2 separate regions of the Homo sapiens genome follow, and region 1 is linked to region 2. Evidence: read pairs that join two places in POLR2A ChIA-PET (ENCODE). Cell type or tissue: HepG2. All regions are shown on one strand. Region 1 overlaps GRIK5 (glutamate ionotropic receptor kainate type subunit 5). Region 2 holds the start of CXCL17 (C-X-C motif chemokine ligand 17).

Region 1 (5,000 bases), 400 kb before region 2:
CTATAAAAAATACAAAAATTAGCCAGGCGTGCTGGTGTGCACCTGTAGTCTCAGCTACTCGGGAGGCTGAGGTAGAGTCCCAGAGGCTCAGGTTGCGGTGAGCCGAGATTTCACCACTGCAGGCCAGCCTGGGAGATGGAGCGAGACTCTCTCAAAAATAAAATAAATAAAATATCCACACTGGTTATTGTGTATTGAGAAACTGTGCTGTGCATTCTCTCGATGACATTATTTTAATTCCTTATGGTGACCTTACACTGAAATGGGCATAAGTAGATTCCTTTTACACATGTGGACACGGAGGCTCAAAGTGGTTAGGTGACCTCTGTCACCTCTCATTCATTCAACACACAATTACTGAGCTCCATGGTAGATGTGGCCACAATATTGTGCTGCTTCTTCTAGCAACAGATGGGGTCCATTTCTCCCTGGGTTCAGACTTCTTGGTCTGAGCTGGCCTTATGACTTGTTTTGGCCAACTGGATGTGGCAGAAGTGATGCCGTGTGAATTCCAGAGTCTCAGCCTTCAGAGCAGCCCCCATTTAAGGAAGCCCAGGCTGGCCTGCTGGAGGGTGAGTGAACCAAGGCATGCCAGCCAACAGCCAGCATCCACAGCCATTCTGCACTTTCCAGTCCAGTCTGGACACCAGCTGAATGCTGCCGCAGTGTGCCCAAGTGAGACCAGCCAAAGAACCACTAAGTTGACCCACGGAATCATGCAAAATAATCAACTGCTATTGTTTCAGTTTCTGGGTTCTGGGTGGTTTGTCACACAGTAATAGAATCTCCTACTATGTGGCCAGGTCATAGGCTCTGGACTCCAGGACCCCACAGAGCCCTACAGCTACAGGGTGATGGAATGGAGGGCAGTCAGTGATTCTCTATTAAGCTGCCTTTCCAGAACCAAAATTGTGGAACGGGGAACAAGAATGTGAGATAATACTAATAATAGCGGCAGCAGCCAGCATTTCTTGTGGGCTTGCTGTGTGACAGCAATTCCGTCAGCGTGGGATGGCAGTATTATTACGTCTCTTTTAGAGATGAGGATGCTGAGGTCCAGAGAAGTGAAGTAGTAAGTGGCTGAGAAGGACAAGTTGGTCTGATTCCAAAGCTCCGCTCTTAAGCCCTGTGCTAGACTGAGCTCAAGTGGACAGAATCAGACAGTGGATATGGGAGAAGCCAGAGAGAGACGAGGGACCCAGGTTGGGTATCAAAGCTGGAGAATCAGAAACTGAGAATCCTAGAGACAAGGGCCTGGCTCCCATACAGCCCCCTTGACATATAGAGGATAGAACCAAGGCTCAGAGAGGTAAAGCATCTAGCCCAAGGCCACCCAGCTGAAGCAGGGCAGTGGGAAGGGAGACGGGGCAGAGCTGGGCTTCACAACCCAGTCACTGTGCACTCTGAACCCTGTTCCTTCCACTATGCCAAGCTGATCTCTAAATTCAAGACTGAGGAACTTAGGTTCAGGGTCTCAGGACTGGGGTCTGAGCTTAGGGAGACAAAAAGAGACTGGGGCCTGTGAATAGAAATTAGATAACCGTAATCTAGGACTCAACTTAGAGTCACAGACTATCAGAACAGAAGGGTCCTCAAGGAGCCTCAAATCCAGGGTCTTCAGACTTCAAAAAGAATCTTATGCAGAAGCCCAACACTGCAGCCAGACAATGAGATACTGCTAAGTCCAGTTCTAAGAATTTACCCTACAAATGGCTGTGCATCAAAAACGCAGGTCCAAGAAAGTCAGTGCAGCATTGCTTGTAGTGAGAACAAAGACTGAAACAACCTAATTTGGGCCAAGTTAAAAAGATTATCGATGTCATAAAAGAATCCCAGGCAACCACTAAAATAGCAAGGTCTACAAGATATATTAGGAGGAAAAAAACAAGCTACAGAACAACGTGTACAATATGCTACTCTTTGTTAAAGAAAGAGCAACGATGTGCTTGTATATGCATAGACATTTCTGGGAGGATGGTGGCCTCTGAAAAAAGAAAATGAGAGACCCAGGGAAGGAAGGAAACTGATTTTTCACTCCTCACCTGCCTTGTACTCTTTGAATTCTATTTTACGTAGGTTTGTATTAACTTCTGTCCCTTCCCCAATTTTATTTATTTATTTTTGAGACAGAGTCTTGCTCTGTCACCCAGGCTGGAGTGTAGTGGTGCAATCTCGGCTCACTAGAACCTCTGCCTCCTGGGCTCAAGTGATTCTCCCACCTCAGCCTCCGGAGTAGCTGGGACCACAGGTGCGAGCCACTAAGCCTGGCTAATTTTTGTATTTTTTGTAGAGACAGGGTTTCATCATGTTGCCCAGGCTGGTCTCGAACTCCTGAGCTCAAGTGATCTGCCCACCCCGGCCTCCCAAACTGCTGGGATTACAGGCATGAGCCACCATGCTCAGCCCCCTTCCCCAGTGTAACAATTTTTTTAAAATTGAAGTATGATATTTAAGTGTGTATGAACATGCATGGTTGGCTGGGCTTGGTGGTTCACGCCTGTAGTCTCAGCACTTTAAGAGGCCAAGGAGGGAGGATCACTTGAGCCCAGGAGTTCAAGACCAGCCTGGGCAACATAGGAAGACCCCGTCTCAATAAAAATAACTTATAAAAAATAAAAAGAAATGCAAAGAGTCAAGAAGAACCAAAGTAATCCTAAAGAAGAAAAGCAAAACTGGGGGTTTACCCTGCCAAATGTTAACACTTAATTTAAAGCTATGGTATTTAAGACACTGCAGTACTAGAACAAAGACAGACAAACAGACAATAGAATGGAGTGTTTGGAAACCCACATATAAATGGATATTGATTTGTGACAAAGGTAAAACTGTCCTGAAGGGGGAAGAATTATTGTTATAATAAATGGTGCTGCTGAATTAAATACCCATATGGAAAAAAATGTATTCTGGCCAAGTGCGGTGGATCATGCCTGTAATCCTAGCACTTTGGGAGGCTGAGGCAGGTGGATTACTTGAGGTCAGGAGTTCAAGACCAGCCTGGCCAATATGGTGAAACCCCTATCTCTACTAAAAATACAAAAATCAGCCAGGCGTGGTGGTGGGCGCCTGTAATCCCAGCTACTGGGGAGGCTGAGACAGGAGAATCACTTGAACCCAGGAGGTGGAGGTTGCAGTTAGCCAAGATCGCATGCTACTACATTCCAGCCTGGGCAACAGAGTGAGACTCTGTCTCAAAAAAAAAAAAAAAAAAAAGAAAAAAATGTATTTTGACTCCCCTACCTCACATGCTACATAAAAATCAATTTCAGGAGGATGGCAGACCCAAATGTAAAAGGCAAAATTATTAAGTTTTTAGAACACAAATAGTAGAATATCTTCATGATATAGGGGTATACACGGAATTCTTAAATTCTAAAATCATTAACCATAAAGGAAAAAAGCTGATGAAGAGAACTTTGGTAAAATTAAAAATCAAATCCTTTTATCCAAAATATACTACTGAGAATGAAAAGGTAAGCCACAAAGGGGGACAGGACATTTGCAATACATACATCAGACAAATGACTTGTACCCAAGAATGTATAAATAACTCACAATCAGGCTGGGCGCAGTGGCTCACGCCTGTAATCCCGGCACTTTGGGAGGCCGAGGTGGGCAGATCACGAGGTCAGGAGATCGAGACCATCCTGGCTAATCGGTGAAACCCCGTCTCTACTAAAAATACAAAAAATTAGCCGGGCGTGGTGGCAGGCGCCTGTAGTCCCAGCTACTTGGGAGGCTGAGGCAGGAGAATGGCGTGAACCGAGGAGGCAGAGCTTGCAGTGAGCCGAGATTGTGCCACTGCACTCCAGCCTGGGTGACAGAGCAAGATTCTGTCTCAAAATAAAAAAATAAACAAATAAAAAATAAAAAATAACTCACAAATCAATAAAAAGTCACATATCCCAATTTTTTTAAAATAGAAAAAGACATGAATAGGAACCTTGCAAATGAGGATTTCCAAATAGCCAATAAAGGGCCAAGTGTGGTGGCTCATGCCTGTAATCCCAGCACTTTAGGAGGTCAAGGTGGGTGGATCCCTTGAGCCCAGGAGTCCAAGACCAGGCTGGGCAACATGGTAAAACCCTGTCAATTAAAAAAAATTGTTTTTAATTAGCTGGGTGTGGTGGTGCACGACTGTGGTCCCAGCTACTCAGGAGGCTGAGATAGGAGAAGTGCTGGAGCCTGGAGGTCGAAGCTGCAGTGAGCTACGATTGGGCCACTGCACTCCAGCCTGGGTAACAGAGCAAGACCCTCTCTCAAAAAACAAAAACAAAGAAAAATCAAATAGCCAATAAACACAAAAAGGTGTTCTCCCTTCCTGATCATTAGGGAAATGCAAATGAAAACCACCATATATGGTTGGTACCTTTATACACTCACCACTGACAAACCGAGTAGCAAGTGGAATTTTCATTCATTCGCTGCCGCTGGGAATGAAAGTGAAAGTGGTTCAACCACTTTGGAAGACACTTTTACAATACGTGATAAAGCTAGGACAAACACCCTGGGACCCAGCAACTAGAACACACCCAACAGAAACACCAGTACATGTTCACCAAAAGACATGGAAGAGAACCTTCCTAGTAGTACTATTCCTAACAGCAAAAAGCCAGAAACAAACGTCCATCTAGATTGGATGAATCAGGAAATTGCAGTACATTCAACATACAACAATGAGACTACACTACTTGCAATGACACAGATGAAACTCATAATGTTGCCAGAAGAAGCCAGTCTCAAGAAAGAACACACAGTACGATGCCATTTATATGAGGTTCAAGGGCGGGCAAAGCTGATCTGTGGTGACGGAAGCTGAGATGGGGGTTAGCCTTGGAGGGTTAGTGATTGGAAGGGCATGGGGAGGCTTTGGGTTGGGGACAGCTGGTTGGTTACACAGGTGTGTTCAGTTTTTGAAACTTCAGTGAGAAGTAACACGATTTGTGCACATTTCTGTATGTGTGTTACACTTCAGTGAAAATCAAAAGTAAAAACAAAAAATT
Region 2 (5,000 bases):
AGTTTAGCCATGAGAATTATGTTACTCTTTTGGAAAAGTGTTGGGGGAGAAGGCATGGGAGCAAATCTTTGTTGAGCTAGTATATACATACATACGTACGTGTGTGTGAGGGGGATCAGCTACAATTGCAGATATCTTCTTTTCTTTTCTTTCCTTTTTTTTTTTTTTTTTTTTTTGAGATGGAGTCTCACTCTGTCACCCAGGCTGGAGTACAGTGGTGCCGTCTCGGCTCACTGCAGCCTCCACCTCCTGGGTTCCAGCAATTCTCTGGCCTCAGCCTCCTGAGTAGCTGGGACTACAGGTGCGTGCCACCAGGTCTGGCTAATTTTTTGTATTTTTAGTAGAGATGGAGTTTCACCGTGTTAGCCAGGATGGTCTCGATCTCCTGACCTTGTAATCCGCCCTGCCTTGGCCTCCCAAAGTGCTGGGATTACAGGAGTGAGCCACCGCGCCCGGCCAGTTGCAGATATTTTCACATACAATATCTCGTTTAACTCTCTCAACATTGTTTGGGTGTAAGTACAGTTTGCTGTTTTTTTGTAAAGGAGGAAACTGGCATTGAGAAAGGCTCACTTGCCCCATCCCCCATAGCTAAGAGAAGCTGCATTTTGATGTGTCTGTGGCCTGTTTTGCCACATTTCTCCCCCCGTTTTCCCCTTCATAGACAGTCTTGTTTACCTGGATTCAGGCTGCTAGAGACCATGGACATCAGCATTAGTGGCAGCAACAGGAGGAGGGAAGAGATTAGAACTTTCATCGCAACTGTCGGTGCAGCTGTAAGTTGCTTGAAGAATATAATGGAAGGTTCCCTGCTGGAGGCTCCTGATCCCTGGGGATGACTCAGGTCAGGATACTCAGCCTGGTGGTCTATGCTTTAGTCCCAGGCCAGCGTTCCCATTTGAGGGCGAGAACAGGTGAGGTGACGCTGTCTTGCTGTTACGTAACAGATTAGACCATGTGCTTTATGGGAATCTGGGAGGTGAAACTGGTCAAACAAAAGAAATTCAGCATTCTTAAGAACATAAGAAGGTGACTGATAACTTGGCAGCTGTGCCAGTTCTCTCCTGTACTCTTTCCCGCCTCCTCACACCCCAATGCCTCATGATTTCTTCCTCAAATCTTTTTTTCTTGCTTGGATTTCCTTATACCTTTCAATGACCCTCTCTATCTGAATATTTGGCAGGAAAGTGGATACTAAGTGTTGGTAGAAGAGACTTTGACAAGGTCTGTTTCCCCTCTGTGCTCCTGCTCCCATCCTTGGCAAAATATCGGCAATAGTAGTGTTGTTGCCTGGGAAGTTGCCCTGTCCTCTCTCTGTTCACAATTCCCTCCAATTCTGCAGCCACATAAGATGGCAGCAGAGCAGGATCCGGGACAAGAGGCAGCTCCCCTGCCGAGAACACCGCCCCTGGAGCAGTGGGTGACACCAGGCCTCCTTGTGTGTCCATCGGGAAGGTGGCCATGGCTTAGTTGTTCTGGTCTAAAGGGGAGGGAACTGGGTTGGGGGAAGAGACCCCCAGAGCTTTAGGTCTCAGAGGGTTTGAGAAACAGGAGCCACAGGAGGGAAGGAGCCCTGAAGTGTGTTTGCCCAGCTGCTGGGGCGCCTGGCTCCAGCCCTTGTTTGGAAATGGCCCCGGGCAAAAGAAGAAAGGTAATAATACTTGAAGTAAACATTAGGGGCATAGAATATCAGCACTCACTAAACTTGACATTTATTTGAGACTTTAGGAAATGTGCTCAAAGGGAGAGGAGAGGCTGGGCTTGAATGCTGGGTGATATTCATGGGGGCTGAAGGGAAGGCTAACAAGGGAGCCCTTTTTTTGGAAGCCTCCAGGCAGGAGTGAGAGCAGGGGGTGTGACTTTATTTCCCTGAGAGAAGGAAAGAGGAAAGGCATGAGTCAAAGCCCTTTGGTTTTGTTTGACCATTCTTTTTTCTCCACGTTTTCAAATTATCTCGGCCTGTTGACTTGTCACAGAGTTGATTGTGGACTTTGCTACTGCAGTGTTTATAAAGCACTGCAGGGGCCAGGGACTGCTATGACTGAGCCTGTGTCCAAGTTGAAGGCTCAGGGTGGGCCTAAGCTTGTTCTGATGCAAATCACTGATGTGGCTTCTTTCTGGAAAATTCTAAAACCAGGGAGATGACATCCATTTCATAAAGCCTAGAGATATGGGTGCAGTCATCTCTCAAAGTGGCAGGAGTGCAGGGGGACTGAGAGGGACTTGGTTGGGTGGAACTTGAGCTGGAGTTGGGGGAGGATTTGGGTTGGTGGAGGGCAGAGAGGAGGGCCGTGCAGAGCAGGGGCGTGTTGTAGGAGAGGTGCCTCCTGGAGCTCATTGGATGGGGATTTTAGAGGACAGGAGCTGTTCGTGTTCATTTTTGTATTGCTTGAACTTACACAGGGTCTGGCACTTTGGGAGTATTCTATAAATGACTGTTGAATGGAATGATTGTTTTGTAGCCCATTAACTGGGCCTGATGTATTAGAAAGTGTGCGAAAATGTAGCCCATTAGCAGAAAGAAAATCTTACTGAAAAACCATCCCATGTACAAATGGAGCCTGGTGCGGCCACTTTACTTATGCTGCTGAGTTCTGCATCAGTCCACACCCAGGCCACCGCAGGGGCCGGGAGCTCCTCCTCAGACCTACCTCCCGTGCCTCAGTCTCTTTACCCCTCTGTTCTTCCAGGTCCTGCTCCCTCTGGTTTCCCCTCCATGCACTTGGGGTGGGTGTTGCATCCTGTGTCCCATTGGAGGGGGCTTCCGGTCTGTTAGGTCTATTAATATAAAACACCCCCAAGACAAATGGACTTTTTTCTTGTTAACATCACAACTTCTTATGATGCATCTCAAGAACATTATTTGTGTCAAGAGTCTCTCTGATGTACAGAGGCCCTCCATTCCTCAGGAGGAGGTAAGGGGAATTTGGGAGAAAACACCGCCCTGCCTGGGTTACTTATTTCCCTATTCTACAGTGTACTTGGTAGACATTCAAAAATATTTGTTGACTTTGTCCATGATCCACATGGCTCTCATATAGTCATTTATTCACACATACATTCAGTGAGACTTTGAGCGCCTAGTGTGTGCCTGGTATTTACTAGATGGTGGATGCTGAGATCAGGTGTGCTGCTGTCTCTGAGGAGCTCTCACTATACAGTGGCACCTAGGGTGACCGAATCCACCTGCCCCACTTTACAGACATGGAAATTAAAGTGCAGGGAAGTTATAGGATTAGTTCAACAACACAGTCAGTAGCCTCAAAGTTACAGGAGTAAATCAAGTTTTCTGACTTGCTGGATTTTCTATTAGTGTGCAGCTACCTGGCTGCTGCAGGTGTAGACGTGGTGAGCTCCGATAGGAGAGAGGACGTTCAGAGTGAAATGGGAGCCCTGAGCACCCTGGATTAACCGGGAGGACATACCGGGTCCAGCTGTGACCGCACAAAGGACCATCAGGGATATTTGTATTCTCTTTTTCACTTTGAGCTTGAAATGAAGAAAACTGACCCCAGGAAACCAAGAGTGGAAGATTTTTCACAGGGGATTAGTGAGATGCGTCAAAAAGCCTGTGTTGGATGGGTGCCTGTAATCCCAGCACTTTGGGAAGCTGAGGTGGGAGGATGGCTTGGGTCCAGGAGTTTGAGACCAGTGTGGGCAACATGGTGAGACCCTGTCTCTATAAAAAGCTTTTTTGTTTCTTGTTTTAAAAAGAAAACCCTTTTCTGATGTCTGTCACGGTGTTTCTCACTGAATGGTAATGGTCTGACTTTGAGTGGGTTTCATCCATAGCCTGGAGCTCTGTGAGGCAGGGACCAGGTGTGATTCACCTTTGTCTCTCCAGTGACAGTACACAGCAGGATCCGATAAATATTTCTTACAAAATAAAACTGAATAAAAAGTAGACATCTGCACAGGTGTGGGATGACTAAGCAGCAGCAGGAGCAGGAAAAATCAGTCCCCCCAGATCAGCTGATACAGCGTTCAGCTTCTAGATAGGGGTGAGGTGCCAGGACGGGGATGGGGTTCCTGTGGCTCTGCTGCTCTGGGGAACACCCCTAGGATTCAGAGTGTAGGCTGTGGTTGCTGCACTTCACTTGCCCGTGGGAAAGTGAGCAGTGGGTGTGGGGCTTCAGGTGACCCTACGTGGGAAACGGCCGAGGGAAGATGGGGTAGGTGGCACATAGAGGTTGTTTTTTTATTTTTTTATTTTTATTTTTGAGACGAAGTTTTGTTCTTATTGCCCAGGCTGGAGTGCAATGGTACAATCTTGGCTCACCGCAACCTCTGCTTCCCAGGTTCAAGCAATTCTCCTTGCCTCAGCCTCCCAAGTAGCTATGATTACAGGCATGCGCCACCATGCCTGGCTATTTTTTTTTGTATTTTTAGTAGAGACAGGATTTCTCCATGTTGGTCAGGCTGATCTCGATCTCCTGACCTCAGGTGATCCACCCACCTTGGCCTCCCAAAGTGCTGGGATTACAGGCATGAGCCACTGTGCCCGGCCAAGGATGTTTACCAATATTTGAAGGTCGGTTGTATAAAAAAGTGTTAGACTTGGCTGGGTGCATTGGCTCATGCCTGTAATCTCAACACTTTGGGAGGCTGAGGCAGGCAGATCACCTGAGGTCGGGAGTTTGAGACCAACCTGGCCAACATGGCAAAACCCTGTCTCTACTAAAAATACAAAAATTAGCCGGGCGCAGTGGCGGGCACCTGTAATCGCAGCTATTCAGGAGGCTGAGGCAGGAAAATTGCTTGAACCCAGGAGGGGGAGGTTGCAGTGAGCCAAGATTGTGCCACTGCACTCCATCCTGGGTGACAGAGCCAGACTCCATCTCAAAAAAAAAAAAAAAAAAAAGGAAAAGAAAAAATGTTAGTGTCACATGCATCCATGTGAAGAGACCACCAAACAGGCTTTGTGTGAGCAATAAAGCTTTTAATCACCTGGTGCAGGCAGGCTGAGTCCAAAAAGAGAGTCAGTGAAGGGAGTTAGGGAT

What was found. Peaks named below come from ENCODE experiments on the same cell type or tissue, not always from the same donor. Only the 100,000 strongest peaks of a DNase experiment are listed, where the experiment ranks them.
Region 1: POLR2A ChIA-PET joins it to region 2 with 7 read pairs; 1 of 35 experiments calls an interaction of 5 or more read pairs at or near these places.

What each region holds. Positions count from the first base shown.
Region 1 is chr19:42,044,783-42,049,782 of GRCh38, forward strand. The region is part of intron 11 of GRIK5 (glutamate ionotropic receptor kainate type subunit 5); the gene reads right to left. Among named protein-coding and RNA genes, the nearest start is that of GRIK5, 23 kb to the right of the region's middle. In HepG2, no CTCF peak of the experiment used is centred here; no DNase peak of the experiment used is centred here; H3K4me3 peaks cover 1,028 bases; H3K27me3 peaks cover 713 bases.
Region 2 is chr19:42,442,076-42,447,075 of GRCh38, forward strand. CXCL17 (C-X-C motif chemokine ligand 17) reads right to left here and starts at 871. Exons shown (of 4, transcript NM_198477.3): 1 at 679-871. The coding sequence starts at 757. The region is part of intron 1 of LIPE-AS1 (LIPE antisense RNA 1); the gene reads left to right. In HepG2, no CTCF peak of the experiment used is centred here; a DNase peak (open chromatin) is centred at 1,996.